2 separate regions of the Mus musculus genome follow, and region 2 is linked to region 1. A link is a loop called in an ENCODE intact Hi-C map of the cell type or tissue named here. Cell type or tissue: left cerebral cortex. All regions are shown on one strand. Each heading gives the region's core, and the rest is flanking DNA. Links, peaks and the distances in the headings are about the cores only. Region 1 has its middle 62 kb from the start of n-TIaat2. Region 2 holds the start of Epha7 (Eph receptor A7).

Region 1 (15,853 bases), core at 7,656-11,655:
TCCAAGACAAATTTTGTCTTTCTCTTAACTTACTCTATTTTCACTTAACCTAATCTATAGTTCTCACAGTTCATGTAATCTATAGTTCTCACCTATCGGTAATATTCCTCTGAAAGGTAGAAAGATATATTTCTGACAAAGGTTATTCAGGTATCAATGTCACAGAGAGGAAATCCTTATATAAATTATCCACCTAGGGGAATGTCCATTGTGACCATTAATTTGACAAATTTTGGTCTCAAACAGATCTAGCATGGCAGTCTTGATATGAAACTGGACACAATGAATATAAAGACAGATGAAACTGTAACTTGAAAAATCTAACAAGAAAAGTGGCATGTAAAATACTGTGATTGCACTAGTAATACCTCAAATGTTATCTCAACTTTGTTCCTACCAGGCAAACACATGTTTTTCCCTATGATCTCTTCCACTCTTTATGATTCAGTCTTTGTCAGCCCTGTAGTCACCACAATCTCCTTCGGGAGGCTGCTGTACAAATGTAGAAATGTGGACACTATACCATACACAATTAAGGACTTAATGTGATCTGTGTTCTTGCTGCCTTACAAGAGACATTTTTTTAGTCATTTATTTATTATTTATTGGTCATTTTATTTACATTTCAAATGTTGTCCCCCTTCCCAACTTCACCTCCGCAACAAACCCGTCCCATTCCCCCCTCCCCTTTGCCTCCATGAAATTAGTCCCCTATCTACCTACCCACTCTGGCCTCACCACTCTAGCATCCCCTTGCACTGGGATATCAAGCCTCCACAAGACCAAGGACCGCCCCTCCCGCTGACCCGACATAAGACAATGTTGGCTGCTCTAGATCAGGAACTGCTGATTTAGAGTAGCCAACAACAAAAACTAGATTAATAACATTTGAAATGTAAATAAAGAAAATATCTAAAAAAAAAAGGAAAAATTATGGTTAACATATATCATATATTTGGCAATAAGTACAAACAAGGCACTATGGCATGAGTGTGCAAAGGTTAACACAATACATTTTAACAACATTTTATGAAATAGGTATAATTATTATTCCCAATGATTTTGTGCCTAAGTAATCTGAGACAAGAAGAGGTGAAGAAATTTCTCCAACATTGCACACCTCAAGCTCATAATATAGATACTGGGACCTAAACCAAGTTATCATGGTCCAGAACATAAACTCCTTTTTTTTTTTTATTCATCCACTCAATACATTTTTATTTATATTGTAGCAGGAATCCAAGTACACACTTTTCATATGGTGAAGAAGTGTACAAACAAAAAATGGTCCTCGTATTTTGGCATATCTCTGAACCATAATTTTTCCTGTCTAGAAGAAGTTCAGGGATGGAAATGGAAAGGAGCCTGAGGGGGAAAAAAAAAAGATCCAGGGACAGGCCCAAAGAGGCATCAAGCACAAGGGGAGGTACCAAGGCCTGACACTACTTCTGGAACACTCACAAAAAGGGATCTATCACGACTGCCCTCTAAAAGACCCAACAAGCAGCTGAGAGTCAGATGTAGATAATTGCACCCAAGCAATGGACAGAAGCTGTTGACCCCTGTTGTTGAACTAAGGAAGGCTGAAAGAAGCTGAGGAGAAGGGCAATCCTGTACGAGGACCAGCAGTCTCAATCTGGACCCTCGGGATCTCTCAAACACTGGACTACCAAACAGACAGCATACACCAGCTGATATGAAGCCCCCAACAAACATACAGTAGAGGACTTGCAGGTCTGAGTTCATTCAGAAATGATGCACCTAACCCACAAGAGACTGGAGGCCCCAGGGAGTTTAGAGGTTAGGTGGGGTGGGGGTTGGGTCATCCACATGGAGACAGCTGGCTGGGGAGGAGTTGTGGGATGTGGAGCAGTTGGAGGATAGATGAGGGGGTGGGGAATAGAATACAGAACTTAAACTTTTAAATTATCCTTACTTTTTTTTTTTTCTGAAATACACACATGCACACATTAAACAAACAAACTAAATCAAGAGCAACAGCCTAGGATGAATAACAAGGGAATCTAGTGTAGCCAAGGATATAGGAACAGGCATCCGGAACTGGCATCCAGATCTTCATGTGTTCACAGCTCCCATTGAGACACATTCACCAAGGAAATATGCAAACCTCATGTGAAGATGAATTTTTTAAATGAATAATTATCTTTTGGCCTCTACAATTGTATAGGTGACATCGAAGTCATAAAAACAAACACCTATCTGAGGTTAAGACTATGACACAACATTGTAAGATATCCATGTATTCTTCCATAATTTTAAGCTTAGGGTTTTAGAGACAAATTAAAATAATAAGAAGACAAAAATTGATGAATTACGAATTTGTATGTTTTTATGGGTGTAAAATTCCCATACTGCATAAATACCCACCTGCTTGTTAATGAAGCGGTGTTTTGTTACCGTGCATTTATTTTTCAGATAGATTTATCTCTCCAGTGACTGTCTTTGTTTGTCACTTTCTATTTTGTTGGTGCTGGTGAGCACAGAAAAGCAAACCTAAATCATTAATAAGCTATCGTAAGTAAAGTGTGGATAAAAGAGCATTGAGAAGGGTCATTTTTACAACTAATGGACTTTGGTCTCCACCATTTAAGGTTGACCTTCCCGGGTTGTAGGCCTTAAAGTACTGCTTATTGTTTACCATTTTTGAATATTAATTTAAATGAGGATTTTAACTGGTAATATGAAGTCATTGCTTTGTTTTTGTTTTTAATTTTGAGCTTATAATATAGTCGAATCATTTCTTTCTTCCCTATTCACCCTCTAAATTTTTCCATTTACCACTCCTTATTGTCTTTCTACTCCATGGGCCTTTTTTTTTTTTTTTTTTTCAGAAATCTGCTTGCCTCTGCCTCCCAAGTGCTGGGATTGAAGGTGTGCCCCACCACTCCCTGGCCTTTCATGGGCTCTTTTCTTTCATGGGCTCTTTTCTTTCATTAACTGTTGGTACATACCTATTTGTTTGTATGTATGTATGTGTATATATATATATATATATATATATATATTACACTAACAAGCTAATATACTAATATATCCACCAATACTCACAGAAATCTATTTTTATGTACCCAAATCATTTTTAACAACTACTTTATGATAGAGTGATTCTTAATTTGACTGCTTTGTGCTTAGTCCAACATGGCTATCATTATCTTTAATTATTGTAGTTTAAACCTTATACAATATCTTCAAATATTTTTACTACTTTCACCTTTGTATTATTTAAATAAATGGTTACATAGTAAAATTTACAGTATGCATAATACCTGAAAAGAATACTATGTCTTGCTAGATTCTATTTTGTTCTTGTTGGAAAAAATATCTAGAGTTTTATAATATTTATCATATTTTCTTAAAGAAAATTCTGCTTATAGTTTCTTCTAGTTGCTCTTCAATCATATAGTTGGATGCTCATATAAAGCAAGTAGTCAAAATTCAATTTGCTATTAAAAATAAGGGTATTAATGAAAAAGGTTTGATATACTACAATAGCTATTTGCTTCCATTCCTCTCAGATATATTTTTTGCAACAATTACATGCAGACATAGAAATATGTAATCAGTCTTATTGCTGGCATTTGAAATGCTAAGACGTTAATTTAAATTGATAATGACCATCAAATATTGTAGGACTTTGAATATTAACTGTCTAACAATAAAGTTGCACACATACTGATATTTTCTAAATGTTTACCTACATTTTATGTCTAATATGAACAATCAGCAAAAGCTGTTTCTGTTTCAGCTCTAATTGAATTCTCTCTCCTCTGTGCGATATATTTCCTCGTTGACTAATACAAAAAATGCTAAGAATGTGGACAGCTTTCTGCAGCCTTAGTTTTCAGAAGACAAAACAGGAAGCCATCTCAAATGCTCTGAGTTGATCCATCTTTGTGTTCTGAGGACAATGCCTTAAAAATCCACCTGCTGGAAGTCGGTGGTGTATGCGAAGGGATGTCATGGCTATTTGAGAACTGTTGAATACTGAACAGAGGCTTTTCCTGCCCTCAAGCTCACCGCTCTGGTTTGTCTGACTCATTACATGCCAAAACTTTTGATTGATGTGCTCACTTCAGTCACGGGTAATTTTAAGTCCTATATTAAGTAGCCGCTGCTTCCACTCCATTATAGTTCTTTGCATGGGGCAAACCAGAGCTCAGGTCTTGTCTATATTGGGTTGACCCAGAGCCATAGTGTGCTTTTGTTTGGATTTAAGTAGGAGGCAAGCTAATATTTCTAAACTAGCAAACTTGTACATTCTCAGCTTTTCTTAATTGTGTGGATCCCTGTGGTAAAGAGCTTTTCAGTGCTACCACACCTCTCTTTGGGAGCTCAAGCCAGTCAGGAGAGACAAAGGCTTTCTTAGTTCACAGAATTGCTTTTGAAATGGTGGAGATTTACAGGGATTAATACAATCTAACCAACTTTTGCAGTTGATTTTTACTCCTATTATCTGTTTGCATTTGTGGGAGTCATTGTGTCTTAACGGTAATTTTTGTTTCTGTATCTCAATATTTGCAATAGCTTAGGTGACAGAACATACTTGTGTGAGTAGCATTTTAAAGTACACATTCTATATACAATACAAAACTGACTCAAATAGGTTAGTAGTTGATGAGTTACACTTCCCTTAAATGCCAGGATCAATAGTCACATTAACCCTTATGGAAAAATAATATAAAAGGAAATTATAATCACTAAAATTGGAGAGTAAAGTTAGAATTTAAACCAAGCAATCCAGTTAAAGAAATAACTTTGACTATAACTTACTTGATTTTAAAATTAAAATAGTGATATGTAATAATGACATATTTATTACACTTATAATACTGCACAAAGTAAGGCTTACGTTAGCATATTACCCTGGTCCAAAATGACCTTGAAAGAGTTTGTGGAATGAAAGAAAGATTGCTCTTTCTCTTAGAATCTTTTCTTACCTTAGATCTTAAACAATGTGGAGTCTGTTCAATATATCAATACTCTTGAGAGAAACTGTGAAAAGCATATAACCCAAGATTTTATCAACACGTGCACAAGGGAAGATAGCAGGGAATGGCAAACAATATCAGCTCATGAGTAAAATTAAAAACTAAATGCTATAGTCCAGACTTTCCCAGACTTTCCCTTTACATACAGTTTGATACTAGTTGGTAGAAGTTCCATGTCAGACTGAATGACCTCCAAGTCTAACCATTTATCTTTGAACTAAATGAAATATAATTGTATGAATGATGAAAGATTGTGAATATTGAAATGTTTTAACTAATAATTTGCATCCTTAAATCTGATTGCACAATTCAAGTGTACTGGAGGCATTAAAAGCAACTGAATTTAGAGGATAGTAAGATCAACTAAAGCAACATAAGTGAATTTTCTGTCTGAAAATTGAGAAAATGCATAGTTTGTATATGTAAGTATTTTTTCCCAGCAAGATATTGATATGGACTTTTAGACAATTAATTTGTTTAGTGTTGTCTGAAAACAAAAATTAGAGGAGTGAGCAATGAAAAAATTAAGGGCAAGTAAAACATAATTTGTAAGTAATTCTTATAAATAAACCTTTATCTTAGCATTCACCCTCTTAGTGCTCAGGGCCTCCTCAGTATAAAAGCAGAGTGGACTGAGATAGGAATGATGGTCAATGTAGTTTGAACTATAATATCTAATAGTCTACATTACTGTTTACAAGATATGATTTAAAATAATACTTCATGCTTACAGATAAAGATTATTGTGAACAATTTTTAAAAGTTTTGAGCTTTGTAAAATATTGAACCAAAGTAAAAATATTATAAACAAGTTGTATATTTTTTTGGAGCATTGCTTCAAACAAATGAGTACAATCAGTAAGAGCTGAAATACCAGTGGTAATCGCTTACAGGTAATAAGGAAAAAACAGATAACATTTTAAAACTATAACCTCCGAATGCAATATGTGTTTATTTATTAAAATGTTTCATTATATATATATGTTATGGAACAGAAATAAAGGATTTAAAGGTGAATTTTCTGATTCTCAATAGTCAGTTTTTCTTTTTCTCTAAAGTAATACAATTCAACTTTTAAACATTTCAAAAACGATTTTGTGATTTATTCTGGTTTTCAACTGAGTGAGCACAGCCATAAAAATGCCACCACAGCTTTCCCTCCAGAGCAGCAAAGCATCCATGGAATTATAGCTCAATTAGGGAACTGGAAAGTCTCAAGCTCTCAGCAAGGTCCACACAATGGGTGGCCAAGCAAGATATGGACGTGGCTGGAAGAAGCTTACTCCTTTCTCTCTCTTCTAAAAAAGCCATCAGTTAAGCAGACATTGCTCTCTGGTACCTCCAAGTCAAAGGGCGGTGGCATGGCATTTTCTTTGATTAAACATCGTAAGCATTTAATGACTCCTTAGTGTACTTGACATTTACACAGAATATGTTGATTATAACATCAGATGGATAATCTAAATACAACTGACAAAGACATCAAGAATAAAAAAAAAAAACAGAAGAAGAAAAAGACAGAACGAGAAAGACATTTTTTTAACAGTGGACATAAGGAAGGTCCCTTGCTATGAGAGGTCTTGTTCACGTTCAGCGTCGGAAACCTTTGCATTTATCCTGGCTGGTTTGATTTGTGATTTTAAAATTTACTCCAAGACTTTGTCACCTTCCTGGCGGGTCTACAAAATATCTGGTATACAGAAATCAAATAAGAATTTAGTAAACTATGTCATCTGAGTAACCAGGTCAACATTATCTTAGAATTCTAGCAAAATACCAAAGGTTCTGTTGCTTATGGCATCACTGTACAATGTGATGAGAAAGACCTCAGAGGGTGGACCAGTGATTAGAGTAACATGGAAAAATACATTCATAATGTTTGTGGACACTAGTCAGTATTTTATTTCTCTAATTTGAACAACCTAACACTTAAAGAAAACAGAGAAATACTAGTTCTTAAAGGCTTGAAAATAGTTTCAACAGACAAGCCTGGTTTTCATATGTAAAAATATTATTTTTTTAATTCTAACATGGCTCAGTGTGGTTATAGGTAGGTCCCAGTCACTATGGATGAGGAAAGTGTTGTCAGTTATTTCTTAAGATAGTATCAGTACTGTTCCATGTCTTCATAAAAATGCTGCTTCTACAAAGTCTTTTCCTTGAGGATGAAAATTACTAAGTTAAACTATTTCTTGTATTGTATAATAATATTCCGAATCACTTACACTCACGCACACACACACACACACACACAAATATTCACCACATTGAAATGCCTTTCTATACAAATAAAAATTGGATTACAGGCAAATGTAATTTCTCAAAATATTATTTGAAAGACAGTAGATTTTCTATAAGCATATATAAATAACAAAGTAAAAATAGTGATGTATAAAAAGATATAAATGATTTATAGCTTAATTTTTTTAAAAAATTCATACATCCACACAACTATATATTTAAAAATAATTTAAACCTTTATATGAAAAAGTTTATTTTAAAATCTCGTTTATGAAACCAGCCACTAATATGCCATATTAATTAATGTAAAGTAAAATCATACTAGGGAAGGTGAATATATTCACTATGATCTGAACATTTTCTGGTTGCATCCATGATCAATAGTGTAATGAAGAATTAAAATTATGATGTGAGGTTTTAAATATTAACAATTTTCCCTGATTACCAAAAAAATCCATTGAGTAGTATAACATGAATCTAACAATCTTTATTAAATGAGAAATTCCAAAAATTAAAAAGAAAGAAAAATATCCATGCATTATATATCATATTGTACATGAGAGAAATGTCCTGTGAAATGTGAGAAATTTTGTTATAAATTTAGTTAAACTTCAAAGTCTTACGCTAGAGCTAAAGACCATTATTAAATTTCACAGGAGGAAGTACAAAATCCACTTAGCCTGTTACTAATCTCTTAAAATTCTTCCAGTGAACACTGATAAAGATATAAGATCTAGGATTATCTGATATTCTTTCTTCTACACTTCTTATTTCTCACTATTGATTAAGCCCTGAAATGATTGAATTGCCCAGAAATACAACTCAAGTATTCATAAATGCTAAACAGCTTTGACAATGAAACGAAAATGACATTAAATCTTCACATTTTCTCAAATATTAAGAAAGTAAATAATTTCTTCAATAAAAAGAGTAATGCAGACTTGAGTAGAGCAAGAAGTGCGTTTGAAGCCTCGGTGTTTTGACAAGGGCAACAATAAACAGACTAGAAAGAAAAACTGAACCATTGCATACAATTTTCTGTACCTCATTAAAGTAGGTGGAATCATTAATTTGTTGACAATTTGTATGATAAATATGATAGAAGGGGTGTGTTGTTTACTTGTGTGTATACATTCTTTGTATTGCCATAATAACAGTTACAAGAACCCCAAGAACTTATCAACTAAATTGCACTTAAATCCAATTCACCCTCCTCTAAACAAATCAGTTAAATATCTTTTGACAGCAAAGGAAAACTCCTCCTTCTTAATAATTTACACTTTAACATAGCTCACTGCTTTCTGTTTGTCTCTTTGGACGATTGTGATTTCCTCAAAAATCTTTAATTTTCTTTTCAAGTGACTCTCATCCGCAAATGAATAGTTTTGAAGGAAATGAAATGAAATCAAATACAGAATTTTGGAATGAGCCAGCTTTATCTCCTTGTAATATACAAACATAACCATTGAGGCCCAACCTCAAATATCTGCACTAATGGTAAAAAAGAGGAGATATTCCTAACGCTTCCTAATAGTGAGGAAAACATTATAAATTGTTACCAAATAAATTTGTTACTTCCATGTATGTATTAGCATATGTATTTATATAATTAAACTGATATACTATAATTAATAATTAAATTGTAGAAAGCCTCCATTTGGTCTATAGCATATAATGTAATTAACTCATTCACATCAAACAGTTTGGAAGAAGGCTGTGAAAGGCAAGGGCTTCCTTGTAGACTCTACTTCTTTTGCTTTGATCTCACTAGATAACAAAATAGATTCTTTGGAGTCAGAATGTAAATCAGATCTCACAGGTGACTGATGCAGCTGACCGCGGGAATTTACAGAACCCAGCCATGAGGATTCCAGGTGTGTGCATGTGTGAAATGGTCTTAATGCTGCTGTGATTGACATTTCTGCGTCCCCTGCGAGGCACTAGAGTGGGTCAGGGATTCTGGCTGCCTGGTGCTTTGTTCCCTTAGACAACTATCTTTTGTTTCTGTTTTTGTCTTGTTTTGTTTTTTTTTCTATTTTGACTCTCTTACTGTACAGAATCACTCAGTTTCATTATTTCCTCTTTCAAGGATGGTGTAGTCTCCTCGTTTGTGAGGTTTGCAGTTTGGTATGTTTCTTAATTCCAGAGCAGCCTGGATCTGTTCTCTTTCCCCTTCTCATTAGAAGTGAGAAATAACTGTCTATTGTGGAAGCATACTCTTCAATAAATTGAAGTTTGTTTCACGGGTGGTCAGTGTCTTAGTGAATCTAGGAAATGTAAGAAATATGTAACACTTTGGGCTTGATTTCTTTGCAATACTTACTGTGGTACATTCGTATGCAAAGAAAGAAAGTCTATGTGGCTTGGTCTTGCACTCTTCTCTCCTGGCAGCACAGTGCCCCCTAAAGTTACTCTTGTAAAAGAATGCCACAAGTCCTCGCTGAGTTCTGTACTAAAATGACACTTCACTTTGATTTCACAAAATAAATACTGTCTACAAAAAGAAATCATCGGAGATGATATAAATATGTTTATTTCAACACTCATTTAATCACAAAATAAAAATGTTGCCTGAATTCAGTCCCTTGATTTTGAAAACAACAGTACCAAAATGAAATATGCTAAGGACTGATGGCTCAACGTAGTGCTAATTCTTATCAAAAATACTGCTTGCCAATAACGTTTGAGAGTGTTAAACTGTGGATGGAAGGAATATAGTTACAGGAAGTGAAAAGAATAATTTTCACAATGTAAGCTTACCTTTACTAAAATTTTCTGTGTATGGAATAATTAATTGAACAATCAAGGAATATGAAGACGATGTTGAAAGAATACATGCAAAGAAGAGTTTTGTCTTTATTTTAGATGTTCCGTTAAGTTTCATTTTTAAACTGTACTATATAAATAAAACATCACACTCGTGTTATGAAGGTGAGAACAAGCTGAATTTGCTGAGTCAAAATAAGCCAGATATGACAATTGTCTCTTTCCTATGAAGTGGTTTTTATTACAAAATTTTCTTTTTAAAGGAAATTGCTTTTTGATCTCTCATCTTTCAGAACAAACATTTAGCTTTATTCCAGCTCCTAAACATAATATAAAAATAGCAAGTTGTCTAAAAGGTGTTAGAAGATACACAGTTTAAATATACTTATTTTTCTTGCCTTTCAATTTCCTTGAAGACTGATTTTCTTACTCTTTATCACAGAGCCTTAGTTAAAATTTGATGCTGGATGTAAAAATGAGCCTTTGAAAATAAAATGCACTTAAAGACAGTTGGACCATGGCCCTGAGTGTGCTGCACTGGTTTAGGATTTGAGATAACTTGTTAAGGACAGTAAAATTCCCAAATGGCAAATTCAGTTGATGTTGACATGTCTCCTGACGCTTAGAAATTCACTTGATGAAATTTCCAGTAAGCTAAATTTACTAACTTAATTTCACAATTCATGGTTTTCACATGGTTGCAATATTTGATTGTGGTCAATACTTTAAAACAACGCATCACAAACCAGAAGAAATTATATACCAGACAGATGAAGAAGTATAATCAAGGCGGGAGCCAATTTTTCCATAATGCTTTATTTATTGATTGGCAAGAGAATACAAGTTGACAAGAGTAGGCAAGCAGTAACAGTAATACTGGGGATGGAGTCAATACATGGGCGACTGCTATAAGAAGCTCTACATTTTCAGATTGTACTTTATCTAGCATGCACTCTTTCAAAACCTAAAGTACATTAAAACACATTTATTTCCAAATAGTCTTCTTATTTGAGCCCATCCCTGAACTCAAATGCTCAAACTCCTTTTAGAGTTTTATAAGAGAATTATAAAATTCTTAATAGAGTGAGTAGTATCCCTGTGGTTCCCATATATGACCATGTTTAATTCTCTCAAAAGTTTGAAAATATGTGTTATTCTTTTTTAACTACAAATATATGCACCGAATTCCTGAAAACCTATTTCACATTGTCAGTCACAAGTGATGTATGTATGAACGAAAATCTACTTTGAAAGATAAAAATCTCTTCTCCTCATCTGAGAAGATCCTGACAGCAGGACTGTGAAGATCTGTTGTCATTCCAGTGGAGCAGGACATTTGTCCACATTTGCAGGTCACCAGGGTTGTCCTCAACCCACACATTCAGTTTGTTCTGGAAATCATTCATATTCATCATCTATCTGCCTATATAAGTATAATTTCTAAAAGGACTCCTATTTGTGTACAAGTAAGATAAATAGATGAACAGTAGAGGAAAACCAGAGGAATAGTACTTAGTTTTATAAATGGAACCCTGTATAAAAATGCATACAATTGTTCAAGGGGATGCAAATGCAAATACATTCTCAAACAGCTCACTTAAACAGGCATCTGTTTTCACACTCCTAAATATGCATGTATAATTTTCAGCACCAATATTTATTTTTTTATTTTACTCTTATGAAGTAGTTTTATTGCATTAAAAAAATTTTGAAAACCATGCGTTCCTATTCATTCACGTAAAAGGTCACCACAGTTGTAATAAGCTTCCTACCTTTAACAGGGTCACTGAGACCACTCACAAAAGTTATACTTTCTTCCTTGTGCCATCTGCTCACACTTAGTTTGAATTCTTGTGACATTCTCTAATGGTAACTATTGGCTGACAAAGCATGGTAACTTCCCACAGCCCTGCATTCGGCCCACACAAGACTCAGTGTCAGATGCTAGCCCACATTTTGCTTTCTCTGGTTTAACCCTTATCTTTGATCTCTGCATTGTGAACAATTGAGAATTTCTTTCATGTTCAAAATAATCCTACTCGGAGTGATTATAAATTAGCAATACTTTTACATATTCTTCAGTTTCTTTTTAATGAATATGTAAATATATGTATATATATTTCATTAAATACCGCCTGTTTCAAAGAGCGTATTTCCCTGGAGGTATAATAGAAATAAACTCGCCAACAGCAGATAAGATGTCAGGATGATTTTTAAGGACTGGGAAAAGCTACAAAGATGTTACTAGAAGTGCCTCAAGTTCTATCTTAAGAACTAATCTGGAGAGTACTATTAAATGTAAATTAAATAATTAAAATATTTGCATATGAAGCTCATAAATCTGTGGTACATTGTTATGACAAGTAGAGTCACAAGATCCCACAAACTAAATTAGTAATGCACTATTTTATCTTTTAGGAGAGGAAACATAAATATGCATTTTATATATGTATTTGCATATTTTATATTTTAATAACAAATGCTTTTCTTGTTTAGTAATTGAAAACTCTCTTTGTTAGAAAGTACTTAAAGATGCACACATAAGAGAGATAAAGAGAGGTAGATAGACACACAGAGAGAAAGAGAGAGGCAGACACAGAGAGGAGAGAGAGAGACAGACAGACAGACAGACAGAGAGAGAGAGAGAGAGAGAGAGAGAGAACTCTGACAAAAAATTATCTGGCAGTATTAGGTGGATGTAGAGGACATTTTAGTTATAATACTTAAACTAACAATCTTTCCTTTAGAAATATTAAGAATTCAATAAATATAATTAGAGATATTTAATAATTGTTGAGTTATTTGTTATTTATAAAGATCACTAGATATTGCTAAATTTCAATCTCATTAGAAACTATTCCTCCTTCTTCTAGGTCTATGCTGATTATGATGAAAAAAAACTTTACTACCACTCTACAGGGGTTGCATAAATTATTCTTAGGACTTTTCTGTTTTTAATTGGAAAACCTTTAACCTATCTTGATATCTTGATTATACACACACACACACACACACGCACGCACGCACACACGTATGTGTGTATGTGTGAATATATATATTCAGCTGGATATATGAAACTTATTGCATAAGACATAACACTCATGTAGAAATAAAATTTTCTGATTTCATAAATGAGATACATTTTAAAATCATGAAACTGTAATTATGCCCTGTTTTGTTACTGGTATATCGTGTCAAGCAAGTACATGAAACTTGATTTGAGGAGGACAAAAGGAGGGTTGAATTTTCACAGGAAGTGTATGGGTAAGTATTAGCAAGACTAATGTTGCTGTGTTTTCTACTGATGAAGTTTTTGAAAAGAACATATTTAATATAAATAAAACTTATTTTTATTGATAAAACATTTTATATTTTTTTATGTACAATGCTATCGGCATCATTATTTATGGTTCATTGTCAGTAAATCATTTAAATCACAGTCTTCCCATTACACTGTATTGTAAACTGCCTAAAAATACAGGAAAGAATATTTATTGAAACTTAAGATGTTGAAGCATACATTTTAACAAATTTAGATCCTCAACACACATACATACTCGGCATGACGCTGTGACTGTGCATAGCATAGCCCCCACTTCACAGGATGAAGTGCCCCTTCAAGTGTTTCCAGTGATCAGCCCATGGCAATGTGATTCATTGTTAATTTTTCACCTTGGTCAGACACCTTTAAAATTAGTAAAATCCTCTCTTATAATTAGTTTCTATGAATAGTAACTCTCTATTAAAAATAGTTTTCCCTTGAAATATGACTTCACATTCATTATGAAAAAGCATGCTCCTGCTCTCGGGGCTCCAATGCCTAGCACTACGTTGTTCAGAGGTCATTTCAGAACAGAGCAGATGCTGCACATGTTATTTCATTCCTTGTTTATGTTATGTTTAGGGTGTGTGGTTAGGAAGTTCACCAGCATAGTTTTTGAAGAAAATAATTTATTTTGATATATGCTTTTTATCTCATGGTTTTAGTCAATTAAAATTTCACCTTTATTTTCTGCCTTTTATGACTTTGTTATATAATGTGTACATTAGAAACCACATTGACAATATCAGTTTCAGGTTCATTTCTGCTCATATCAATAAAAAAAAATTAATGATAGTCTGAGTCAGACAGTTTTTGGAAAAAATGTTTTTGGAATGAATCCCATAGTGTGGAATACACAATAAGTGAGTAAAATGGTTAAAAGAGGTTCTGGTAATTTATTTTATAAATGTAATAATAATTTATGTCAATAAATAAAAAATTGCTGACAGAATGTATTGTTAGTGAGATTTTTAGTATATCAGTTTATCATAATATGTAGAATTTTACTTTTTGTATCCTTGATATCTGGCGATAGCAACTTTATTTAATCTATTATCAACCTAATTTTATTTCTTCTTAATTGTTCACATTACTTTGTAATTTTATAACAGTATAATAACATCTAAAGTATATTAAACTAATTATTAATATTACACTCTACTAAGTCTTTTAAACTAATTTTCCTGAGATTTTTAAACATTATTTCAGTGTATTTTCTTATAATTTAAAAATCTCTATATAGCTTATCATAGTACATACTCAGGCACACGTGTGCTTGTGTGTGTGTGTGTGTGTCTGTGTTTTTGTGTCTATGTCTGTGTGTCTATATATGTGTGTCTGTCTTTGTGTGTGTCTGTGTGTCTGTATGTCTGTGTATGTGTCTGTCTGTGTGTGTTTCTGTCTGTGTGTCTGTGTGTGTGTCTGTCTGTCTGTCTCTCTCTCTCTCTTTCTGTGTGTGTGTGTGTGTCAGAGTATATGCTATCACTTGACTCAACCTCCTATGTTTTTCTAAAAATCTTTTCACTGGTGTCTGGCTGTTTGTTTTATTTTTGTTGTTGTTGTTGTTGTTGGACAGAGTCTGTGGCTGAGTATTATAGTTAAACAGTAATGCTAGATTGTGTGACTAGCAGGACCCACGAATCCTTGTGCCTCTGCCCTACTAAATAGTAAGTGTGCACAACCATAACTGGCTTTGCCTATATGCAGCATGTATCCAACTCAAATCCTCGTGATTTCATTTTGTGCACCATACTTACTAACATATTTCAGCAACCTTTCTATCAGAGACTTCTTAGGATTTATAATATACTATTTTCTTTGTATTTGATTGGGTGTGTATTAATTTAATCAGCTAATGTATTCTTGCTTCACATTAAATCCTATGTTTCTGTTTGCATTTATAGGCATAAAATTTAATAGTATACATTCACAGAGGATTATTTCTTTGCATTAATTGCCCACATTTGATTTTTGCTCAATCTTAGCTACTCCAAGGAAGTATCTCCTTTGACTTGAGTACATTTTTGTCTTCTTTACCTACTCAGTAGGTGGTTTATTGACATTGAAAGAGAAATCTGTACATTTCTTGACTAAATAGAAAAAAATGGAGTACAATATTAAACTAGAATTTGTACTTATGTTCTACTTGTATTTGCTGTGATTTTTCTCAGAATAATTTTGTTTTATATTTCTAAAGAATTACATAGCTAATCTAATTTAAAAGACATTGTATAAAAATTGGACATATCTGTGACTGGCCACTTTTTAAAAATTATTTATTTATTTAATTACATTACAAATGGAACCCTTCCCAGGGTTCTTCCATCCATACCCTTCTCCTTAGCCTCTGAGCGGGTGATTCCCACACAGAATTCCCCTTCCCAAAGACACGGAGTCTCTACAGGATTAGGGCCATCTTCTCCCACTGAGGCCACATAAGACAGTCTTCTGTTCCATATGTAGGAAGGGAGAAGCAGTGAAAGCATAGACCAGCCCATGTATGCTCTGTGGTTGA
Region 2 (15,853 bases), core at 1-4,000, 850 kb before region 1:
GTTCACTACATTTAAAGACACGAACCTACTAAGATATCATCCCCACACTACTATTCAGCCTGGCTCCACTTTTCAATATTCTACCAGCGATACTTCCTATCGTCTCTTGACAACTGGGGTTTAATATTTAAAGGGGAAAACCCTCATAGCACCTTGCCTTCTATCAATATGAATATAGAAATGTTAAATCTATGTTAAACAATGCTACCATGAGGAACAAGTCTCTGTTATCTACAAGCTGTGCTTTTAAACAAGACAACCATCAGCTTTCAAATATATATATATTTGAAATTATATATATATATATATGTATATATATATATATATAATTTTAAATTGGACATTTTTCAACATACTAGCTATTCTCTAGATGGGTTAAGCTCCCAGCTGACTTTTACAAGGAGTTGTATTCCATCTTTAGACTACCAAAAACATAATTAATATTTATGAAAATTGTGATTAAAGTATTATTTGTATTAATGGAATAATTCATTAGAATGTTACCTGTTATAACACATTATGCTTTCAGTTGGTCATGATGTTACTCTAAGATAATTATTCTTATAAAATACTTACTGACCGAATTGATTTTAGAGCTACATAGCTTTGGTGTTTTAAAACAATATTCCTGACTGTCAGCATTTTCACAAATAATCTATTGGTCCAGAAATCATCGTGAATATTCTTTACATATGCTTAATGTCACCTCCAGGAAATTGTTCAAATTTTGACTTGAAAATATGTACTCAGATAAACTTCTTAATATTGAAACATATTCAGACTCCAATTTTAAAAGGTTTATGCTTTGAAAGGTAAAGAAGACGGGTGTTGAGAGACAAAAGAAGAGTAGATGATGCGCTCAGTTCCTTCTCCAGGAGTCAAAGTTATCCCCAGTAAATGGAAACAGATAGATACAAAAACAGGAGTCTGGTTTTAGTGTAGTGCATTTAAGATTGTCGGGGGGGTGGGGGAGAGGGATCGACTCCCTTTCAATTAAAAATACAAGTCACTTATAAATTTTCAATTTGTGTTCTAACTTGGAACACCAGTAAGTCGTTGGATTAGTGTATTCAGAAGAGCAATTGAGAAAGGATAGTTTCACAATACCTTGAGAAGGGATGAAGCCCAAGGAAACAAATTCAAGTCACAGAACTCTCTTTTGGAATTTATTGTGGGGGATGGGGAGCTTTTATATTGACAACAACCAGTGGATTTTAAACCTACATGACCTTTTGGGGTTAGTCTTAAGAATGAAATGAACCCTGAGATTATCCTCTCCTGCTATGCCTTTCCCCTCGGCTACCTGCTGGCCGGCAACTTAGCAAAGAAACCGGCAAATCAAGAGGAAGTAGAAGGTGGCCACCGAGCTGGCGAGGCTTTCGGAAGCTCTGGAGTGCTGAATGCAATCGCCCCGTGACCGTCTTCCCTCTGGACTGCCGTACCGAGTCAGCCTCACTGCGCGCCCCGGAGAAGGCACAGGGCAGCTGGCCGCTACCGGGAGTCCAGAGCCGCGGCTCTGCGGTGAGCCTGGAGGCTCCAGCGCTGCCCGAGCATCAGGGCGGGGCGGGGCGGGGCGGGGCAGCCAGACGGCTGCGCCCGCCAACCTAGCGTCCATTACACTTCCAGACCTGGGACTCCAGGGAGCGGGTGGCGCCCAGCCTGGGCAGGAGTCGCGAGGAACAGACGGGCTTTCGGGAAGCGCCTCCTCTGAGGGCGCGGCGGCGGTTGTACTGTCGGGATGGAGAGCAGCGGCCGCAATTAGCCTCAGCGTTCCCGGGCCACTCCTGCCGCGCTAGGGAACCGGGAAAGGGGACCCGGGAGGTTGGTCGCCACCCCAGCTGCCCTAGAGGCCGCGCACCTGCTCGCGGCGCTGCTGGCCAAGCTCCTTGGGTGCCGTGATGCCCCGGGCCACCTCCGGGTAGCAGCGCTCAGGGAACGCCACCGCCTGATTGCGCGCCGGAGCGCCCCGAGCGTCGCCACCGAGAAGTCGGGCGCGTTCCCTACCACCTGCCTCTTAAACATCTTGTCTGCATCTAAAGAACTCAGGCTCCGAGAATCAGAACCCTCTCCACGTAGCACCGGAGGAGGAGAGCAAGAGAGGCCTGCTGGCTGCAGGCACCTCTCCCCCTAGTGATGCAGTTATTTATAGCTCAAACTCCTGCTGGAGTCTGCCAGAGCTCGCGCGCGCCGCTTCGCCGTGCGGGGCAAACTTTTCCTTAGATCCCGCTATTCCGGAGGAATCGGGACAAGGTGGCAGGGTGTCGGTTTCTGGTCACCAAAGTCAAGAGGCTTGAAATGTATGTTTGATGTGTGTGTGTGTGTGTGTGTGTGTGTGTGTGTGTGTGTGTGTATGTGTGTGTGTAGCAGATGCTGGTCCACCTGCAGACATAACCATCAGCTCAGAGGCACGTTTTTCTCTCAATGGATTCAGCGTCAACACAGACTGCAGATGTGCAAAGTGGGGCCAGAAGGTCAGGCTGTTCCAAAGTAGGGTACTGTACCGGGTTGGGGATGTTGAGTTAACGAAGAAGGGTGGACGAAGAGAATAAAGAAAAGCCGCGTGAAATCTTAAGTTTTAGGAATAAAAGAATCGAGGACCAGTATGCCCCCTCCCTTTAGTACTGCTATGACCTAAATCTAACAGATCTCTCGCCCTCCACACCCCCGAACAGGCTTCTAAAGTATCCAAGAAATCAACCTTAGAAACGCAAGCTTGTCAGATGAGGTACCGGTATTGTGACACTGCTTAGCAGCAAGACACTTCCTTTGACAGGATTTATTTTTCCCCAGCTCCAACTACAGGCACCAAAAGGTATTTTACCTTTTGCCAATGGTTCAAAGGAGACGCAGGGAAAAATACCCACGTACAGGCGTATCCTGTGGTCAAAAGAAGCCTCCCCTCGCGTACCAGAACTCGTCCCCAGAGGCCAGGACTGGCTACTTGGACTCCCGGAGTACCGGACCTGGGCCAAGTGACGGGAGACTTCTCACTCGGTGGCCTCTCCGTGCAAACTGCCGGCTGCGGCCAGTCCTCCCGGCGGCGGGTCGAGCCCGAGCCCCGCGCGCTGCCTCCCCTCGCGGCCGCATTGTTTCGAGCGGCAGCCGAGCGCCCACCGCAGGCCCGCGCCGCTGCCGCCGCCGCCGCCGCCGCCGCCGCAGTGAGCGAGTCGGCGGGAGCCCGAGCGCTCGCAGCCACGGAAGTCTCGGCTCCTCCGGGGAGGCTGGGGGCGACGCGGAGCTCCACTCCCCAGGTTTCGAACCAACTCTCACTGTGGCGTCCACGGCAGGCCGACCGCAAGAGAAGGAGCAAACGCGGCGGTTGGAGCTGAAGACCCGAGATGCCGGATGCAAAGGAGCTCGCTCGCCCTTCAGCCTCGCCACCATGGCCCCCCGAGCTGCCCGGCTGCAGAGCGCGCGCCAGTCCCCGGCCACCCCTTGGAGCTCCGGGGCCCCGACTAGTCCCGGCCGGTCGCCTCTGGTCGATTGGAACTGAGGGCGGGGAGGGGGCGGGGGGTCGAGGGAGGGTCGCCCGGCGCCGGAGGCGCGGCGGCCAGCGCCGCGGACCCGTCGGCTCGTGCAGGTAGACAGCGAAATAAATAAGTCAGAACAAACTTTGCTTTCCTCTGGCCTTACCTTCCTTCGCAGCCTGCGCCTCCCCCGTGTGTGCAAAGCCAAGCAGCCAGATGTAACACAAAATAATCCACGAAGGGAACCGAGTTTGAACAACCATGGTGCATGAGCAGGTTTGATTTTTTTAGGCTGCAGTTGGGTCGCAGCTCTTTAGATGCTGTTTGCTCCGAAGTGGGTTATTATTGTTGTTATTATTGCGCTCCTCGCATCGATCCCCTTCTGGGTCCCAGGCCGTCTGCTCCACGCTTAGCTGTTTGATTTCTCTCTCCCCCCTCCGGTTCGTTCGCACCGTGTTTGCTGCCTGCAAGTCTCCGACTGCAGACCGGCCGCTTGCTCCACACTCCAATAATATCAATTAGGGGGGAGGAGGCGGGGCTACGAACCCAGAGCCTCCGCCACTCCGACTGAGTGGCAGCCGCAGCCCGCCTGCTAGGCGGCGATTCCCACGGCCGGGGGGCGGGTCCCTACGAAGTGGCCGCCTCTACCTTGGAGGCGGGGTCCTGAGCAGGAGCCAATCAACGCCGAGCGGAGTCGGGTTGCGAGTCCAGGATTCCCTCCCAGATCGGTTGCCGGGAAAGCGGGGACGAGCCGCGTTAGGCCAGCGGCGTGCAGTCGGGAGCACTTGGCTTTTAGCTACTGCAGCTTCACTGAGCTGAATAAACCCGAGAATAACTCTCCCGTCTTACACTCCTGTATATAGCAGTGCTGCTCAACGTCTTCTAGACGGCATAGGCGAAACAAGCCTTCCCTCAACTACCAATCACCGACCCCGACCCGGACAGTGAAACTGAGCTATGCTTTTAGAACGCCTTTTACTTTTTTGTTAGCAGCCTCAGCAGGTCGGATAACTTTGGTTTTCTGCCTTTTTTCTTTCTTTCTTTTCTTTTCCTCTCTTTTGTTTTCAAAAGTTTGAACTTCTGTTCTGTAACTCGAGAGGCATGTTTAACTACTACTCCCCTATCTCTGGAAAAATAAAATTAATCAAAAGTGCCCCCCGCCCCCCAAAAGAAAACCTTTCAATGTTTGCCTGAGTTCACAACAACCTATGACAAAAGAAACAGGGAAAGTGGGGCTGGAGAAAGGAAGTCTTTTGTTTTATGCTCGCCTCTTCTCTCCTTCTATCTTCAGTTTCTTCTCAGGCAAAATAGGACCTTAGAAAACGTTTCTTGTCGTTTTTACTTACATGCTTCTCATTTTCTGGGGTCTTTCATAGGTTGCTCTACTTGAATTGTTTCCCATTTCGCTGTGTAAATAACATTCAGTTCTAAAGAAAGCCGCCAGGTACTAAATTCACATAGCCATTCCTTCTACTTGGGCAAACATTTACTATTTTCTGTAGTTAGTCCATAATTATTCTGTAATTATCTTTCTAAAAAAAGCTAAGACTAAAAATGTAACCAACATTTCCACTTGAATTCACCCAATCCTAGCTACAAGAAAAAAGTGTGTGGAGAAATCTGTTTTCCATTAGGCAGTTTTGCACACTTTGCAAGCAAGAGGTGGTTGACATTGTAAAATGAAAATCTTAAAAATGTAATGGCCAAATCATCTATGTCAAGGGTCACACTGAGTAGATAAGTACGTCATATTTTAAGATGGATTTTCCTTTTATTGTTCTATATTTTTAAAGAAAAGGAAAGAAAAATAAACACTCATTGATGATCAGCCTTTATTTCTGATGGACAAAAAGTTCAACCTCGGACTTCCTGGTTGACCTCTGGAAATGTGTGCTGGTTTCTCTCTGATATGTACAGGAGGGATAGTGTAGATAAAAAGAGATTACAGCCCCCAGATTCTTTTCTATTTTTACGGTTTTCTTCTGTTGTTTAACTTGCCTAATATAATTATACCAAAGAAAGAAATGAAGTTTTCCTTCTTTTCCAATCACGTCGCTTCTGTAGTTTATGTATTAAATTTTACGTATTGCTAGACATTAGGTCTATTGAATATTTTAGAAATTATGCTTAAAAGTCTCTTAAGTGCCCTTTAAAGATGCATAAGAAATGGAAAAGGCTTCATAGATTAATCTTGGAAGGAGACAAAACAATATAGGCAAAGCACACTGGTTACAGAGAACACGAAGCCTTATTAACCCAAACAGATGCAATCAGGGTAAAAGTTGGAAGCTCAAAGTCAGAATTAAAAATATAAATCACTCTTTAAGCTTTAAAAACTCACAAAATCACAAGATGATATGTATTAAACAATTTCTAATCGTCAAAATAAATTTTCCAAGGTTTCGACATTTTCTCTGAGGTCTCAACATCCTAGATTGCCACCAAGATAGCTTCAACGGTTTAAAATACCCCTTTCATCTACTGAAGGACTCCTACTTGGTGATAGGAATACAAATACTTCCCCCATTTAACCAGGAGGCTTCAGAGAATGTACTGTTTCTTCCCCTGAGGAGGGTAAGTAGTGTGGAGACTCCTGCTAGTGTGTGCTACTTCTCCCATCAGACACAGGCACAATTAGAGCCACACCCTTTTTATTTATTTATTTATTTAAGATGTAAGTTCCAAATTAGCTGCTCTTGTGCTGGGCTGCTGACATTCCCCCTTCTGAGCAATACAAAGATGTTCATGTCTGGGATCACCAACCTTCTTTCTTCTGTGCTATGTAGATATGTTGATAAAGAAGACAGGATACTGAAATGAAAATGCATGACAATTAAGAAGAGAATGTTCAAAGTTTAATGTTTAATAGCGTGTCTTAACACGTTATACTAAAGTATATTTTATAAATAGTAGAGCACATATAATTCTATTCCTATGTAGAGCTATGGAAATTAAACAGTAACAAAAGATTCCATGTTTTAAAATAACAGAATACATTTTCTCACATCTTTTAAAAATGGATAAGTTTAGTTGGATACCTATGTTTTATACAAACTATTTCTTGACCAATTTTAGAAATTCATGTTGTACATATACAAAGTGAATTAAAAACATGTTCTTTTTTTGAGCAACAACAAATGATTTATAAAACTAACATGTTTGACCAAAAAAAAAACCCAGAAATTAAAAAAACTTTTTTTTACTCATTGTCTTTATTTACTCATTCTGAATTGTTACTAAAAATAGTCTATCTCAAGTTCTAAATACACAGGAATGAATAATAAAACCTTATTTTTGTGAATCCACTTTTTAAAACATCTATGATAAAGTAGAAAGATTTAAAAAAAAATGCCTGTCTTCAAATACAAAAACACTGTGAAATGTTATTCAGTTTGCATCATTTCTCTAATAATTTACTGAATTGTCTACACATAATTATACATACATAAAAATTAATGACCATTTAAGTCATGTATTCTAGGAGAGAGAGAGACAACTGTTATTTTCTTTTAACTTTCCACAATACTGATATTTACCTTAGTATTTATGCCTCTAAAATAGCTTAGGGTTTTAAGATGAGAAATACTTAGAATTTCTCTTCTTAAATACTATAATATATTATAGTATTTTCAGGGGGTAGGTCTTATGCATTTTCTAATAGCAAAAGTGGCTCAATGGGTTTATCTCTGCATATCTAGGAACTGCATCTGTAGATGTGTGGGAACACCTGGCCCTCTGGAATGTTACCATGCCAAGGCCGACGAGCTAAATACTGACCACACAACAGTGAGTCACCGAGCTGCCTCTGGAACCATTTCTTTTGCATTTACTGTCCAAATGCAAGTTCATCACAGAAGAGCGACTACTTAAATGAACTGAAAACCCTACCCTGTAGAAGAATTGATAAAGAAAAGGAAACATTGTATCTGGGTTAATAGATACTGAAAACTACATTTTCCATTTCAATCAAAATGTAAACATTTTTCCACCGCCTAAGAAAATCATTTATATATTTACATTAGCATGATTTATGTACTGTATACAAAACATTTACATGCAGTCTAATGAAAATATAAAACACACAAAAATAAATTTCACCTGTACTCTCAGCATCAGGCTTAGCTAGCAAAAAATCAAGAGTATACTTTGCATCTTTACGACACGGTATTCACTTGGGTGGGTATGAGATAAGTGGCAAAACTCAAGAGATTACAATCACAATTTTCAACTGCAACCATTGAATTCATTTAGTATAGATTAACTAGGAAGCGTTTACTGGAGTGTTGCTAATGTGTCACTGTAGTGCTCGGATTACACAAAGAATTCAAAAATGTTTTAAATATACCATTGTTTAAGTAATATTAACAGATCTGATTATGACAAGAAAAATGTGTCACATGTTACTCAAAATCATTTTATACATTGTTAATATTTTTAAGAATAAGATTCTTTTTCAAATGTAATTTTATGTGGGGAGGCTCTTTCTATCCAGTATTCACTCCTGTTTTCCCATAAATCACCAGTGTGGATATGAAGACATAATTTAACTTATGCCAAATGCTTCTTCACATGTTCATGATTCACCATCTTAAAATCTATGATCTCTTTATCCAGATATTTAGCTGTCAAGGAAAGCAGAGATAATTTGGTGACCACCAGGGGGCATCAGGTCCTCTGGGTGTCCTAGCCAATCAATTTCACCCTTGGAAAATATACATTTTATTATATATATGTATAATAAAACCCTATTGCTAATTTTAGGTTTCTTTTTTGTATTTGTATCCATCTGCCAAAAGCCTTAATAAAAAATATTGTTATGTAACCTACTTAATTTTACAGATGCCAAGTTAACAGAATAGGCTCAAGGAAGCCTTAAAAGGTAAAATATGTTTCACAGAAATCTCTCAATGGTTTTAATGGTAAGCATCTGAGCACTTGTAGCCTCAGGTTGAAGGCGTGGGTAGCATTTTTTCCCCTTACTTCCCACCTAGTTCTCTGCAAATCTTTTAACCTAGAAATTTTCCTCCCTTGAAAGAGTGTTCTGGGCCTGGGTCTCTCAATAGAGTTCATCTTTTAAGAAACGTTTAACTCTCTAACTTGAAGAATGTATCAGAGACTCCTTCTCAGACTATGCATATGCCACATTTAATACAACAACTGGAATAGTAAAGAGTAAAGAATGGCTGGCTAATCTTAAGGGCCCTGTAAAAAGATCTAAATAATTAGGCACTTGAATATCTCATCTTAGTACAGAAAAGTTTCTGTTATGAAGAATGAAATGCATGCATGGTGCCCCCTAGTTGCAAAATTGAAATTCTATTGGCAGGATCTTCTCCGTGATGCTGAAGGCTGTGCCTCACAGTAGCATTGACCTGATCAGTGTTTGCCCTCTGAGAAGAAACAGTCATATTTGTACAAGACAAAAACAGCCCTGGAAGGAGAGGATCTTCACTCAAATGTGTCTGGATATCAACAGTGTTGGAAGTGCCGGCAGATCAGAATAGTCTGGCGGAGAATAAAATGATCCCAAGTACCTGAGAAATGTGTTCATGCAAGGAAAAATCCAGGACTGGGCTTGAAATTTGTTGGATAAAGGCCTGCATTTTGGATTCAAGGCCTCAGAACCTAGCAACTTATCTGACCCCTGATTCCCCACACAGAGATGCTCTTGGTTGCCAGAAATCAGAGGCCAGGGAATTGTTATCCTTTTTATTTAGGAACTGCATTCTTTAGTTACCATAACACAACAGAGTCCTGTTCTTGGAGTTACTAATCCATTATTTACTTCTGTTTTCCTTCTTTTCACCCTTTTCTTTTTTTAGTCTTCCCTTTTTAACTTATTTGGCAAACCAAACATGACAAAACCCTTCAGAATTCTTTATATAATAAAACAAACAATAATAACATACATGTTCACAGCACGAGTACCCAAATATATTAACAGCAAACCCAAGAATACAGCAATGGTGACCTTATAAAGTGTGTTCATACAGAAATAAGTCAAAGAGTAAAGATTGTCAATGCATGTCTCTAAGCAATCTTTTATTGGTGTGATTTAGTTGTTCTGAGGCTCACTGCCTCCATCTGCTAATCTAGGCCTTGTCCAGGACCTCCTAGCCTCTGTACTATCAATCCCTAAAATGTCTTTAGCCTCTGAAACTTACTGCTGAATAAACTCAGCCTTTCTACCCCTTTCTGAACTCAGGCTGGTTGGTCAACTCCTTTGTTCTGGCCCCAGATTCCTCTCCACATTAATTGACTTGAAGTGGCTTCTTTTAACTTCTGCCTGTATTGCCCTGCTTGACCTCATACTAACTATGACAATGTGTTCTAATCATCTGGATCCTTCTCATTCTCTGGATCATTCTGTCTTCACCTGCCATTCTCCCTTCATCTTGCCTCTGTAAAACTCTCCAGGTAAAACTGCCTTCTCTTCTCTCCCTCTGCACTTTTCCCTCTTACATTGCCTCTATTTCCTCACAGAGTTAGGCATATCCTATCTTGTCCAATCTTTCTCTGATTCGTCATTTTGTCAGCCTCTCAATTAGACATCACTTTCAAGCATGGGTACTTCCAACTACCTTCATTGTTTGGGATTAAAGGTGTGTCTAAGGGTGAGTCTCATTCCAGCCAGATCAAACAGACCTACAAGGTCTTTAGATGTGATCAGAGGAGCCATGCTGCTGGATTAAGACTCCTCTACACATTTCAGGTTGTTAACTGTATTCATCAACTTAATAACACCTATAGCTCTCAGAAACACTGCATGTGACATCCCAAGCCATTTAACCAAATCCACCAAGAAATGGCATTGGATCACCACCTCATTCATAGATACCTAAGGAACAGAGCTCTTGAGAGTGAAAATATACCACCAAAACATTCTTTACTGAAGAAGTTCCAACATTTTCATCTAAGCTCACAATTTTTCCACACCAAGTCAATCTTGTATGCAGCAAGACAATGCATAAGATGAATTCAAACATCTAAGTCTTCACACAGTTCATTCTTTCATTATTTAAAAGGTGTAATAATGAAAGTTATAGCAACGCTATTGTTAAAGACAGTGCTGCTCATTTAAGCTTGGGATGAAAACTTTAAAGAAAATTGAACTCACATATAAAAGATTATTATAATGGAACACCATAGGGACAGATAAAGTTTAAAGAGATGGCCCTTCTCATGACTGCTTTGAAGTCTCTCTCTTCCTCCTCCTCCCTATCTTCCCTTCTCTCTCTCTCTCTCTCTCTCTCTCTCTCTCTGTCAGATATGGTGCACCTCAGACCACCTAGTTTACTTTTATACACTAATCTCTTCTGGAAACACACACACACAAGTGCACACACACACACACGTGTTACTACTACCTCCAAAAATCCAACACCTTACCAGTTTCTAAGTATCCATTCTCCTTCACATGATGCAAGCACAGTGCCCACAATTGAAATCGCAATATTTGCTTCTGGAGATTCCTTCTAAGCCTCTTCTAGAGCCTTTTGTTGGTTTCTTCCAGTAGGAATTACAGTTTGTGGAATTTCAGCTTAAAATATTTCAGCACCAGGGAGGTTAACCATTCCTGATTATAATGTTGGGTAGGCCTTGGAGAATTTGAATGTTAGGCATTTTGATCTTTCAGGACTTGCCACGGTCTTTTGAGATTATGATTGGTGCCTCTGTCCTTTACCCAGTCAGGTCTATCAGTTGCCTCTGCTTGCTCAAGTTTGCCTTGGGCTCCTCTATTCATTTTGTTCTTTACTAGTTTTCATGGTCCAACAATAATACTTTTACTTAGACTATTCTTGTGTCTCTGACCTGAAGGTTTGACATGAAGACAGAGGAATTTTAATTTAAGTTTAGTGGTCCCCACATCACTGCTTGAATATGCACTAAATACTAAGTCGTTGAATAAATTAATAAATAATTTTCAATTAGTTTCCCACATAATTTATCATTATCTCTTAAAGGTTACTTCTACCGAAATGTTTGGCAAAGACATTTCCTCCCATTTAGATTATCTAGAGGCAAGATTTTTGGCAGTGCCATTAGTAATAACAATTCAAATATACAGATTACTAGAGTCTCTAATATGTAACATTCAAAAGAGGAAAAATATATCTGAGGATGTATATTCATTTTTAAAGAGAGCTATAAATATTAAAACAGGGAAGATAATTATTAGGGAAATGGGAGAATTAAACAGGATAAAGTTCTCATTATAAATGCTTAGTGCATTAATTAAAAAAAAAGAATCCCTGGCAGGATGAAGTCAGGCAGCTCATCCCAGCTTGAGCTGGTCTGCTTAGAAGTGAAGGATGCTAACAAAGGCAGAGAGCTTAGCTCATGGAAACTATCCTCTATCACCCAAGTTCTTAAAAAGAAGTCTCATAAAAGCCCTAGAGCAGGGGCTCTTTAGAAACCTCTAGAATAAGCATAAGCAATGTCCTGGTGCACTTCCCAAACGCAGCCCTCAGAGAAAGCCCGGTTGAAAGCATTCAGATTTCATATGGGCAGCACATTGAAATACTCCAGGAAGCGTTTTAAGGCTTCATCTTCAGCCAGTTGATTTACTTATTCATTTAATCATTATAATGTGTACTCAGAGTTAGGGAACTTGCTATTGAGCATCACTCTTCAATATACACACATTGTGAACTTTATGCACAAATAAAAACTTCACTGCCACGTTAAGATATAAATGAATAGGCATATGTTTTAATAATTATTTTTTTGTCTAGAGTAAGATATGAAAACTGTAATTTCAATGTATGGAAATAGTCCAATTTCTAATTCTCTGGATCACATATGTTTAATGCTTTTCTCTGCTGGAGAATATATGTCAGAGTATCCCCAAAATCTTTCTAAAGCATGGCTTGCATAAAGAGAGGGGAATGAACTTGTGCATAACTAACCTACTTCAAAGGGATGAAAAGACCTCTGATCCAGGACTCACATCCAGGGGACTACATTGGAGAGCAGCACTTTTCAGGTGGGGTATGTTCAACACTAACACATGGTAAGTTTTCCCATGGAGATAATGGGATACCACAATGGATCCTTGTTTAATTCATCTGAGGTGAGGCCTTGGCTTGGGCTCTCAACATGATAATAAAATCCTGAAACTTAAGAAAAATTAAAAAAAAATAGCTTTTATTTAAAAGAGTTGTGAAATTGCAAAAATTCCACAATTTTCCCAGAAACTGCAAAAATAAAATGTGCATTAAATAAATGATACATACCTATGCAAATCAAATAATATAAAGTGCAACATTTAAGATTAGCTGGTTTTATTTCTCAAATATTCTTCAGGTTCTCACAAGTTGTTGAATGTACTGAGAGCTCATTCCAGTTGAAGAATGGCTTTGTGCTGTAAGGAAAGACCACAACAGATTAACCCACTTATACTCTGAAATATACACTTGGCTGCTCATTTACTCATTTAAAACATTAAAATAGTTTCCTTTAAACTATTTTAATAAACTAGTTTGCTTATCTCTTACTATAGTTTGGTGTTTGGAGTGTATTCAAGATCTCATATATTCCAGGCAGCTGTTCTAACTCGGTTTTGCAACTCAGTGTGCCATACTGTGACTATTACATGCAATGCTTCTGTAATATTCATACATAGAGGTTTTGATAGGATCATATATTTTTCTTTCTCTGGAATAAATCCCTATTCTGGGTTTCTTTCAATTGTTGTGGTTAAAACAGAGGAAACTTAACGAAGGAAAGAGTTTGTTAGTTTTATACTTCCAGGTATAGCATTGACTGACGTCAGGACAGGAACTTGAAGCTGAAATCATTGAGGAATGGCTTCCTGACTCACTACCAACCATGCTTAGTTTGTTCTCTTATAGAGCCCTGGATCATGTGCCTGGGGAGTAGAACCACCCAGAGTGGACTGGACCCTTCTGCATCAATTAACAATCAAATAATTCCCTACAGACATAGTCACAGGCCAGTCTAATCTAAGTAATCCCTCAGTTGAGACTTTTTTCACTAGTGACCGTATGGAATTGACACATAAAGCTAACTACAATGACACCCAAAAACATATTTTATAATATGTCACACAGCAAAAATATATCACCAAAGTAATGTTTGCATGTATTGTGTTCTGTCCAGCAAAAGCAGTTTCTTTGTGTCTTTGTTGAGATATTCTATAATCCCTGTTTATTTTTCACCATCAACTTTAGGTATTCAATGATTTCTTACTATGATATTAATCCCCATACCTCCAGTGTATCATGATGGTCAAAAATTTCACTCTGATAACTTGTCATCTGTACAAACCCTTTGGTGAGATGTCTCTGTCTTTCTTGCCCCATTTTTTTTAATCGGATATCTTAAATAACTAAGTTGTTGAGATTTCTGTATTTATTATAAATATCTAGTGTACCAAGATATCCTGGTTTCTAGATTTTCAATCTCTTCACTGAAGTATATGGGAAATATACAAGTATATGGGAAAAAAATAACGAAATTTAGGTGAAGCTCAGCTCAGTACATTGTTTATGATTTTACATTGGCTGTCGACTCCTCACCTTATATTTGCTCCTTAGGCCTTTACTAAATGTTCATAGTTTCACAAATGAAAGTTAAGTCTGTTATCCACTTTTTATAGATATGATATTTAGGTATGGGTTCTCCCACCAGCCTAGACTCCTGCTCATCTAGTGGCATTCATTTAAAACACTGCAAACTCAATTACTTCCCTTGTGTCTACTTCTCCTTTCTGGTAGATTCTACAAATTCACACTCTGGTGAATTCTACTAAGTCACATTTCAAGAGTTTTGGGATCTATCTGGGGATCAACAACATTGAAGTTTAGATATACAAATATGTTTTTTTACTTTCTTCTCCACCTTTCATTGAACTGTGATGTCTGCTTATTGTTATTATTACTATTTTTCCCTTTTCTTCTCACAATGGTTGTAGATATTAGAGAAATGTCAATGACTGAATAAAGTTTGTCTTCATGGCCCATAAATTCTGCATAGTTGTCCCATTTGTGAGAAAAGAGTATGATGTAAGTTCAGAGAATCATTACTTGGAAATAATAAATGTTGTTAACATGATAAAATTTATTGGAAAACTATTTTAAATCAAAGTACAAGAAAAACTATTTTAGGAAATCATATTCATTGCTAAATCCTGAATAATGAGATGAAGAAAGAAACTAGGCTAAAATCGGAAGAAAGGTTGTCCAAGGTCAACAGTACTATTCCTATCAAGTCCCTGAGTTATCACTGAAGCTGATAGTTTTTAACTGACACATTGAAAGTCAGTGCAACTAAAGTTGAAAAGGAGAGTTTAATACTAATTGGGGGTTAATTGCAAGAGGCCAGGTTAGGTGAATCTTGTAGGCCCAGGCAAGGAGTTTTCGATTAAATGGGAAGGCTTCTTAATTTGAAGCTCTAAATAAGGAAGTAACGTGTCTCTCATTTTAAGCTGTGACTTTGGGTAATGGAGAAAACAACATGAGGAAAACAGGTAGTGAATGTTTTAAGACATCTCACTGACAGATAATGGAACTTTGGGTCTAAATAACAGCAGTGTAGGTAAGGGAGCACCTTGTATTTCTACCAATATTTTTCAGTTCAGTGAATATGACTTGTAGTAAAATGTAGGAAGGGACTGAGCTATGAAAAGATAAAGATGAAGTATTCTGAGAAATTGATTGAATTTACTAAAAATGACAATTTTCTTACAAACTAGGTTAGGTGAGGTGATGAGCACCCAGCATCCATTTGGACTTATTAACTTTAGATGCTTACTGTATAGATTACCAAGTACACAGAGACAGAACTCGTGGCTTCAGAGAAGAGGCTACTTGCACAACTACAAGTACCATGCTAGCAGTTAGAGATTGAACTGGACATAGAGAAAGAAGAAAGCAGTGAGTACCCTGAATTTCACTCTTCAGAGTTTGTCAAGAAATAAAGGAAAGAAACATCAAAGAGGAGAGCATGGTGTCTCAGAAGAAAATTAAGCATGTTTCAAGAAAAGAAGTGCTCAGCCCTGCCAAATGCTCACCAGAGATCAGGCAAGAGAATTTGAAGCAGGCAGATGAGGGAAGGGTTTTACACTGAAACATTAGTAAAGGCAACTTGTATAATTATCCCCATGTTAACCTAAGCAGAAACTAAAAGAAAAAAAAATTAGATTACTTTTTTGAACTAATTTTCTTTCTTTTTCCCTTCCATTTTGGACTGAAAATCCAATGCAGATCTTTGCATGTACTAGGCACGTTCTCTACAGCTCACACCACCACACGATCTACTATCTAAGGAGGGCATGGAAACAGAAGATAAATCATGTGATTGCTTATAAACTTTCATGATATTGTAGAATATGTGAGATTGGAAATTAATGACAATATATTTGA

Evidence for each region. A loop is a pair of places that touch in the nucleus more often than their neighbours do. Peaks named below come from ENCODE experiments on the same cell type or tissue, not always from the same donor. Only the 100,000 strongest peaks of a DNase experiment are listed, where the experiment ranks them.
Region 2: a loop joins it to region 1, with 5 times the contacts of the local background. A loop is called at or near these places in 8 of 42 quality-filtered maps.

The regions. Positions count from the first base shown.
Region 1 is chr4:27,958,999-27,974,851 of GRCm38, reverse strand. No RefSeq gene overlaps it. Among named protein-coding and RNA genes, the nearest start is that of n-TIaat2, 62 kb to the right of the region's middle. In left cerebral cortex, for the core only: a CTCF peak has its summit at 9,655; DNase peaks (open chromatin) are centred at 9,162 and 9,635.
Region 2 is chr4:28,801,261-28,817,113 of GRCm38, reverse strand. It overlaps Epha7 (Eph receptor A7), which reads right to left and starts at 3,983. Exons shown (of 17, transcript NM_010141.4): 1 at 3,634-3,983. The coding sequence starts at 3,730. In left cerebral cortex, for the core only: CTCF peaks have their summits at 2,109 and 2,812; DNase peaks (open chromatin) are centred at 1,657, 2,167, 2,770 and 3,265; H3K4me3 peaks cover 4,000 bases; H3K27ac peaks cover 2,801 bases.